2 separate regions of the Mus musculus genome follow, and region 1 is linked to region 2. A link is a loop called in an ENCODE intact Hi-C map of the cell type or tissue named here. Cell type or tissue: heart. All regions are shown on one strand. Region 1 overlaps Ppp1r13b (protein phosphatase 1, regulatory subunit 13B). Region 2 overlaps Ckb (creatine kinase, brain).

The links. Peaks named below come from ENCODE experiments on the same cell type or tissue, not always from the same donor. Only the 100,000 strongest peaks of a DNase experiment are listed, where the experiment ranks them.
Region 1: a loop joins it to region 2, with 2.8 times the contacts of the local background. A loop is called at or near these places in 1 of 42 quality-filtered maps.

Annotation. Positions count from the first base shown.
Region 1 is chr12:111,876,179-111,880,178 of GRCm38, forward strand. The region is part of intron 1 of Ppp1r13b (protein phosphatase 1, regulatory subunit 13B); the gene reads right to left. Among named protein-coding and RNA genes, the nearest start is that of Ppp1r13b, 30 kb to the right of the region's middle. In heart, a CTCF peak has its summit at 2,264 (motif pointing right); no DNase peak of the experiment used is centred here.
Region 2 is chr12:111,666,343-111,670,342 of GRCm38, forward strand. It overlaps Ckb (creatine kinase, brain), which reads right to left. Exons shown (of 8, transcript NM_021273.4): 6 at 3,820-3,943; 7 at 3,483-3,672; 8 at 3,013-3,399. The coding sequence ends at 3,221. Among named protein-coding and RNA genes, the nearest start is that of Ckb, 4.0 kb to the right of the region's middle. In heart, a CTCF peak has its summit at 2,181 (motif pointing right); DNase peaks (open chromatin) are centred at 2,239, 2,769, 3,279, 3,839 and 1 weaker place; H3K4me3 peaks cover 959 bases; H3K27ac peaks cover 1,382 bases.

The DNA of each region.
Region 1 (4,000 bases), 210 kb after region 2:
ACGTGAGAACTACTCCTTCCTCTGAGTCTTTTGTTCCAAGAGCTGTATGTAACATGGGAAAGAGATCTTCTCTCCCAAAGAGCCATCTGAGGTCCCACCGCACTCTGCTTCTCGTAGTCCCAGCCCAACCTGACTCAGTCCAGAGCGGCTCGGAGTTACTGAGTGACCTGGAAGGCACGGCAGTGGCAGACTCACTTGCCTTCACTGGAAGCCTCGCAGCAGGCCTGGACAGAGACCTCCGCTGGTCCCCAGGCCCACACTTACAGACTGTGGTTATGGTTCTACAGCTTTAGACATTTGCTGAAGATGACTAAACTGTTCACTTAAGATAGGCATATTTACTTATTTTTGAGACAGGTTTTCACTATGTAGACAAGATTGGCTTCAAACTCACAGAGATCCACCTGTCTCAGCTGGGATTAAAGGCCACCACATCTGGCTTAAAACAGGCAAAATTTATGGCACACAAATTGTTCCTCAGAATTTGTTTTTAGAAAGTGGACTCTACAAGACTTTCAGAAAAGGCAATCAATTCTTATGTAGCACAAACCCTTGACTGAGCCTCAAGCTCTCTCCTTAGCTGTGTGCTGACTTTGCTGATGGTGATGGGAATGGCTTTCCCTCATTACTGGTTCTCAATTCTCAGCAGGAGCTTGGTGGACTCTGGGAATGTTTCTTTTAAGGCAATGGCACTGAACTCTGCTCTGATGAAACTTTGGATCTGTCCTGCTTTCATTTCCTATTGAAAAGGAACTGTGGGGACTGGAGAGAGGGCTCAGCAGTTAAGTACACTGACTGCTTTTCCAGAGGTCCTGAGTTCAATTCCCAGCAACCACATGGTGGCTCACAACCATCTGTAATGGGATCTGACGCCCTCCTCTGGTATGTCTGAAGACAGTGACAGTGGACACATATATAAAATGAATATTTAAAAAAACAAAAGGAAGTGTGGGATAGCAAAGATAAATGACCTGGAAGAACACAATAAAGATACACTAAATTTTAGTTAACTTTCTTGGTAGGTAATAAGTAAGGAGCGCACAGAAACCAAGGAAAGGATTCGTCGAGGTGGGCACAGACAACCATCCTGAAAAACCCTTAGCTCTTCCATGCACCAGAGGACTGACTCTAAGCTCCTTCTGGGTCAGACATGTTGCATCTCTGTGTTTAACTTAAAGCCTCAGAGATGTAGGCTGGAGAGATGGCTCAGTGGTTAAGAGCATTTGTTGCTCTTAAAGGGGACATAGGCTGAATTCCTAGGACCCACATGGCATTTAACAACTGTCTATAACTCCAGTTCAGGGATATCTGATACCCTCTACTGGTCTTGGAAGCCTCCTGCACATACATGGCACACATGTATACATACATGCAGGGCAGATACTCATATACATAAAGTAAAGAGATGTTAAGAGAGAGAAAAAAGGCAAACAGAAACATCCTCAGTCTCTGGGCACAACATCACTGTTACTGATGGAGCCCGAGCCAGCAGAGCCGGCACCTCTGCAAAGCAACCTAAGTGGATGCTGCTGCGCCTGCCATTAGATACATTACTTTGTCTCCATGCATGCTGCCCTGATGCTGGACCGGACCACTGCACTCAGCTGCTCAGCGCTCATCAGAGCTCCCCCTAACCAATCTAACTAAAGGAACTCCATCTGTTACCTGTCTCTTACCTGGCTCAGGGTTCAAATGCTTATCCATTTCCTGAGAACAGAGATCCTGGTCAGCCTTCAGCTGTGTCATCAGTACCTGGATCAGCACCGGGCATAAAGCATGGATTGACTACATAAATCCCCCAGTTATATGATTTGGTAGGACTTTTGAATCCTGAAGGATATGTGTTTGTCTGCCTTTTTATCTTCAAGTTTTCTTCACAATAAAGATAAGAGAAGGGCTGGTGAGATGGCTCAGCGGGTAAGAGCACCCGACTGCTCTTCCGAAGGTCAGGAGTTCAAATCCCAGCAACCACATGGTGGCTCACAACCATCCGTAACGGGATCTGACGCCCTCTTCTGGAGTGTCTGAAGACAGCTACAGTGTACTTACATATAATGAATAAATAAAATTAAAAAAAAAAAAAAAAAAAAGATAAGAGAATATTTACCCCTTTACCCACTGACTTAGTCTACATGACACAAGAAAAAGTATTATTGTGAAAGTCCAAAGCCATGATTAACATAAGATTAACATAAGAGTCTCAGCAGATTCCCTCATACCTCATATCGGGATGCCTCTAGACAGACTCCCTCCTCCCACAAGGTGGCGCTGCATGACAACAGGGAGCAATCCCACATTCAGAGAAAACTAAAGAAGTTAGATGCAGTGATGCACTTGAGGCAGAAGGATCAGGAGTCCAAGACTAGCCCCAACTACAAAGAGAATTTGAATCCAGCCTAGGCTATATGAGTCCCACGTCAATTTTTAAAAAAGATATAATAATAATTGGAAATTGACCATGTCTTAAAGGAAGAGTTGGCCTTAATAGAGTGATGAAAAAATTTCAAAATAAATAAATACTTAAGCCTAAAAATGCATATTAATATCAGTACTTGGGATTGTAGTGCAAAGGCAGGCTAGGCTGATCTCTTGAGTTCGAGGATAGCCTGGTCTACAGAGCACACTGCAGACAGCCTGGGCTACATAGAAAAACCCTGTCTCGAAAAAAGAAATCTTAAAAAGAAAATTGAAAGTCACAACTCAGACTAAAAAAATTATCTGGAAAAGTGTACAGGCAACAAGGAACTTGCATCCTAAAACACAGAAAGTTCTTAACATCAGTATGGAAACACACCTTTTCTAAGGAGCAAATGATGTGAACACACATCTAAGCAAAGCTGACGTGCAAATGCCATGTGTGCACAAGAAGTGTCGCGGGGAACAGCTTTCAGAACAATGACACAGTAGTCACCCTCAGTCAGGCAAACGGCCCTCCATAGTCCTGCCAACTCTGCTGTCACTGTTTCATGTTACAGGCACGCAGCAAAAGGAACTAAGCAGTAGACAATGCCACAGCCACTTTGGAAGACAATCCTATAAAATGTCCTATAAAACAAAACAGGGGTCACAGCTCTAATTCCAGTCCAACACTTGGGAGGCTGATGGTGTACGAGGAGTGCTACAAGTTCAAGACTAGCCTGGACTTCACAGTTAAGTGCCAGGCCCATCTAGGTACAGTGTCTCAAAACCTCTCCTCAAACACAAAAACACTTTTACCATATGATGTTTATTTTCACACAAAAGCTTGTATCAATTCTCAGAATTGCCAAAAATTTGGACACAACCAAGATGCCATTAGTAGATGAATGAGTCAACAAACTGACCTATTCAGACAGTGTAAGACTACAGCAATAAAAAGTATGTGCCATCAAGCCAGAAAATGACGAGGAGGACCTCTAACTATAAGCTGCTGGGTGAAACTGGTCTGAAAGGCTACATACATACTGCTGGATTCCAACTGTATAAGATTCTAGAAAAACAAAACAATAGAGTCTGGATCAGCTACAGGGCTGCAAGGGAGAACGGACTGCAGGGTCTTTCAGGACAACAAAGCTATTCTGAATGACACTGGAAGTGTGGAACATTACACATCTGTCAAAACTCACAGAGCTATATTCCAAGAGTGAAGCTCAGCCTATAAGCCAAGGACCTCAGTCAACCAAAACATATCAAAACTGGTCCATCACTGTAACAGATAGATCACAATGATAGTTAATAAGTGCTAGGTCTGCGGTGGGATGAGAAGAAAGCAGGAAAATTGTGTTTCTGTTCCATTTTTCTGTATTCCTAAAACTGCTGTAAAATGGAACAATAATATGAACTAGCCAGTACCCCCAGAGCTCCAAGGGACTAAACCACCAACCAAAGAGCACACATGGTGAAACTCCTGGCTCCAGCTGCACATGCAGCAGAGGATGGCCTTAGTTGGACATCAATGGGAGGAGAGGCCCTTGGTCCTGTGAAGGCTCCATGCCCCAGTGTGGGGGATGCGAGAGCCAGG
Region 2 (4,000 bases):
AACACTACACTGCAGAAACAGGGTGAGGTAGTATATATCCATTGTCCCAGCCGCCGGTTGGTGGAGGCAGGAGGATTTCAGTTTCCTCCTCAGGTGCCTGGGGAGGACCACAAGTGCAGCTTAGTGGTTGAGCTGCGTTCCCAGCATGCACCGCGCCGCGCCGAGTTCAACCCTCAACATGGCCAAAACCATTGCCTTATATAAGCAATACAAGTTCACTGGAAGACATTCGGAAAGCGAAGTATAAAGAGGGAAATCACCTGTTCCCTCCCACAGCCAGACTGTTCTGGGGGTTTTTCCATACATAATGTGTGGGATCTCAGCGCGAGCTGTTTTATAACCCATGCTTGCTTCTTGGCTTCCTCAGCCTGTCTTCATAGCACTGAGTGTGAAGTTTGCTTGCACGAAGTAGGAGGGGTGGGGTTGGCCAAGCTTTTTCTTTCTTTCTTTTTTTCCAGGTAAATGGTCCTGACCAGTTCTTTCCTTCTCTAAGGAGTTGTAGTTCCTTGTTATTTCTTTAGATAGTGGTCTTCCTGGGTCAGCATCTAGAAATTCTACCAGCACCAGGGTGAGAGCTGGAGTTTTTGCTAGTATGGTGGGTTGATGTCTTAGTGGACAGAACACCCACCTCTATCATTGGACCACCGAATGTAGGTGGCTCCAGGGTGAAATCCTTCTCTGGCTGCTCCCAGCAAGAAATCAGGGTGGCCAGCCTGTCCCAGGGAGATGTGTTTCCATTCCGGTACCCAGTGAGCACAGCACCTTTCATCTCTGCAACCACTCTCACGAAAGCCACGAAAGCCACGAAAGCTCAACACACTCATTTGAATCTCGGATCCAGAGAAAGAGCAGGGCTGTCTGGACTTCCATAAGTCCTGGAGATCTACCGAGCACAGGAAAGTAGCATGCAGCACAGCCGAGGGAACACAACAAGATTCTTCTATCTGGGTGAGACTGGGGTAGGAACTCAGAGCCTAGTAGAGTCCTGAGTTTCTGAGCCTACACAGAGGCCAGGAAGGTCCTGTGTCCAGGAAACAGCTCAACCCTGGAAGCACAAACCCCAAAGGGGCTCAGCTGTGCCCCTGCCTGAGTGGCTGGTCCAAGATGCTCATGAGATTCACTGCCTGGAGGAAACATCTTTTCTAGGCTAGGTTCTGCCCTCTGGATCCTGCGTAAGTAGAGTGGGGTTTCAGGCTGCAGCTCTCTGGATCCTTGGGGTTTGGATGGGAAAGTACCACACAGTGCTGTGCCTACCTCCAGTGGGATGGTGTCTGGCCTAGCCACATCAAGTTAGCCGGCCTTGACCTTGCTGGCGATAAGGGGCCTGAGCCAGCAGAACATTCTGGGTTCAAGTGGCGGGAAGAAGGTGGTATTCCAAGACTGAACTTCACAGACCTGAGGCACCTATAGGAAGATAGAAAACCCTCACCCGTTACAGGGGTCCTGTGTCCTGCCTTCTTTTCTTAGGTCTTTTTGGTGTCCCAACAGCAGACATGGGGAGTTTATCTCTCTATGCCTACTGTCCCTCTCTTATAGTCTGGATGGTCCCCTCAGAGACTCATTTCCTTTGTTGGTGGAGATGGTTTGAAAGGCATTTTCCCCCTAGTTTTTCAAGGCAGGGCTTTTCTTTGGAGTTCTCTGTCTGTCCTGAAACTTGCTCTATAGACCAGGCTGGCCTTGAGCTCAGAGCCCCACTCGCCTCTGCCTTCCTAAAGGAAGGCAGGAGGACTGCTTTTTGCCACCAGACTGAAGTCTACAGTGTGGCTGGATGACTTAAAGCTGAGGGAATGGTCTAGTGTGGACCCCAGGTCTTTCTGACAGGAGTGCCAGCTGCAAACTTGTTAGGACATCTGAGGAGACCGAAGGCAGGATTGAGTGCTACCCCTGGACACTAAGGAGAGATGCAGAGATCTCTTGACCCTTTTGTGCTTCTAGGGAACCTGCCCTGTCCTATGTCCAGCCCACCCCCAGTGAGGTGCATTCAAACAGCATGATACAGAGGTCAGTACTCAACTAGAGTTTCCCCAGCCTAGACACCACCTAGATGAGCCCATAGCTGGAGTCTGGCCATTGAAGCAAACCCCAGACAGAACATAACCTCTGTAGCTCATAGCTCAGCCTTGCCTCCTGTCTCCTGGGTCTGAGTATGATGTCTGGGTTGACCAGGTAAGCCTGTGATGAGCCTGACCAGCAGGTGGCAGCACAAGACTGTCCTCTTGGAAGAGTCACTGTGGGGGCGGGGAACTGTAGTCCCAGCCCCTGGCTGCTGTTTTTTCCTTTCTCGGCTTTCAAATGTGGGCCAGATCTTTTCATGAGGCCCAACCAGGATAAGCCGCCATGAAGGCAGCCAAGCCTCATTTGTGCCCAGGAGCCCTGATGTGAGCCTTGGGGTACCTCCCCTTTGACCTGTCCACAGACAGGGACGGGTCACGACAGAGCCCCTCTAACTACTGTTCCCTCTCCTAGATGACGTGGCATAAAAGCTCGAAGTGGAAGCAGAGGGTTGTCTCCTCCCAACCACTAGGGCCCCAGAGAGGAAGCTAGCTGCAAATGAGAGGGACGGGACAGGGGCTAGAGAGCTGGGGGCGGGGGGGGGGGCGGTGAGGAGGAGGCACCTCGACCTGAGGACGATGGAAGCTGGAGGAAGCAGGGAGAGGGTTATTTAGGAACTGGAGTAGGGGTTGGAGCCTGGAGGGGGAGGAAGTGAGGAGGTAAAACTTTGGCTCTTCAGGCTGCCAGGAAGACAGCAGAAAGAAACTGGGGAAGATGTCAAGTTTCTGACTCCTTTAGCTGGCTGGGACTAAGGAAACACTAGGCTCCACCCTGCAAGCACAGATGTCCTTAGATGCTCAGGCTGGACTCAGAGCCTCCCTCCCTCTCTGCCCTGTATCTTCTATGGCTCATGTTTCATCTGCTAGGTGAGATGACACAGAAGGCCAGCGCGCGCACACACACACACACACATACATACACACACACACACACTGTCCCTAGGAAAGGAGAAGCAACACTCAGAAATAGGGCAGGCCAAACCCTAGTTTATTTTCAGTGTCAGCAACAGCTTAGCCATCAAAAAAATAAACTCTACCCAGGGCGACAGAAGTCTCTACAGCGAGGCTAAGGGCTCAGCCGCCAGGCGGCAAACATCAAGGATGCATGGCGGGCACTGCCCGGTTAATAAGTTAGGAAGCGGCAGCCTGATGGTGGCGAGGGCCAGGCTTCACTTCTGGGCCGGCATGAGGTCATCGATTGCCTGACCCTGCTCCAGCCGTTGCTCCATCTCAATGAGTAGTTTCACTCCGTCCACCACCATCTGCACCAGTTCCACCTCCGAGAAGCCCAGGCGGTCAGCGTTGGAGACATCAAACACCCCACCGACAGCAGCGGTGTCCACGCCACCTGCGGTGGGACATGGGCAGGTCAGCGGGGCTGAGGACAACACCTGCACCTTCTGCCCCTCACCTGTGCCTTCTGCCCCTCACCTGTGCCTCGCTTCTGAAGCCGCAGCCGCTTGAGCACCTCCGAGAACTTCTCGTGCTTCCCCAGGTGGGGCAGCTTGATGTGCACACCTGCCCGCAGTCCGGTGCCCAGGTTGGATGGGCATGTGAGGATGTAGCCCAGGTGAGGATTCCACATGAACTCATAGTTCTTGGACTTGAAGAGAGTTTCGATCTGAAGGTGGAGAAGGGAGAGTTAAGAGAAGGAAGCCTGGCCGGAAGCCCTACGGACCCTGGGAGATGTGGGCTCTGATCTGCCCCTGATCCCTCCCCAGCACCAACGCCCCTAGTGAGGAAGCCCTGGGGAATGCCCAGGCCTGACCTGAGTGAGGCCGGTGCAGAATCGGGTGAACACTTCCTTCATGTTGCCCCCCTTCTGCATGGAGATGACTCGCAGGTGGTCCTCCTCGTTAATCCACACCAGGAAAGTCTTATTGTCATTGTGCCTAGAAGAGGGGTAAAGTCAGGCTGGAGTCCCTGCCAGAATGTGGCCTTAGATCACA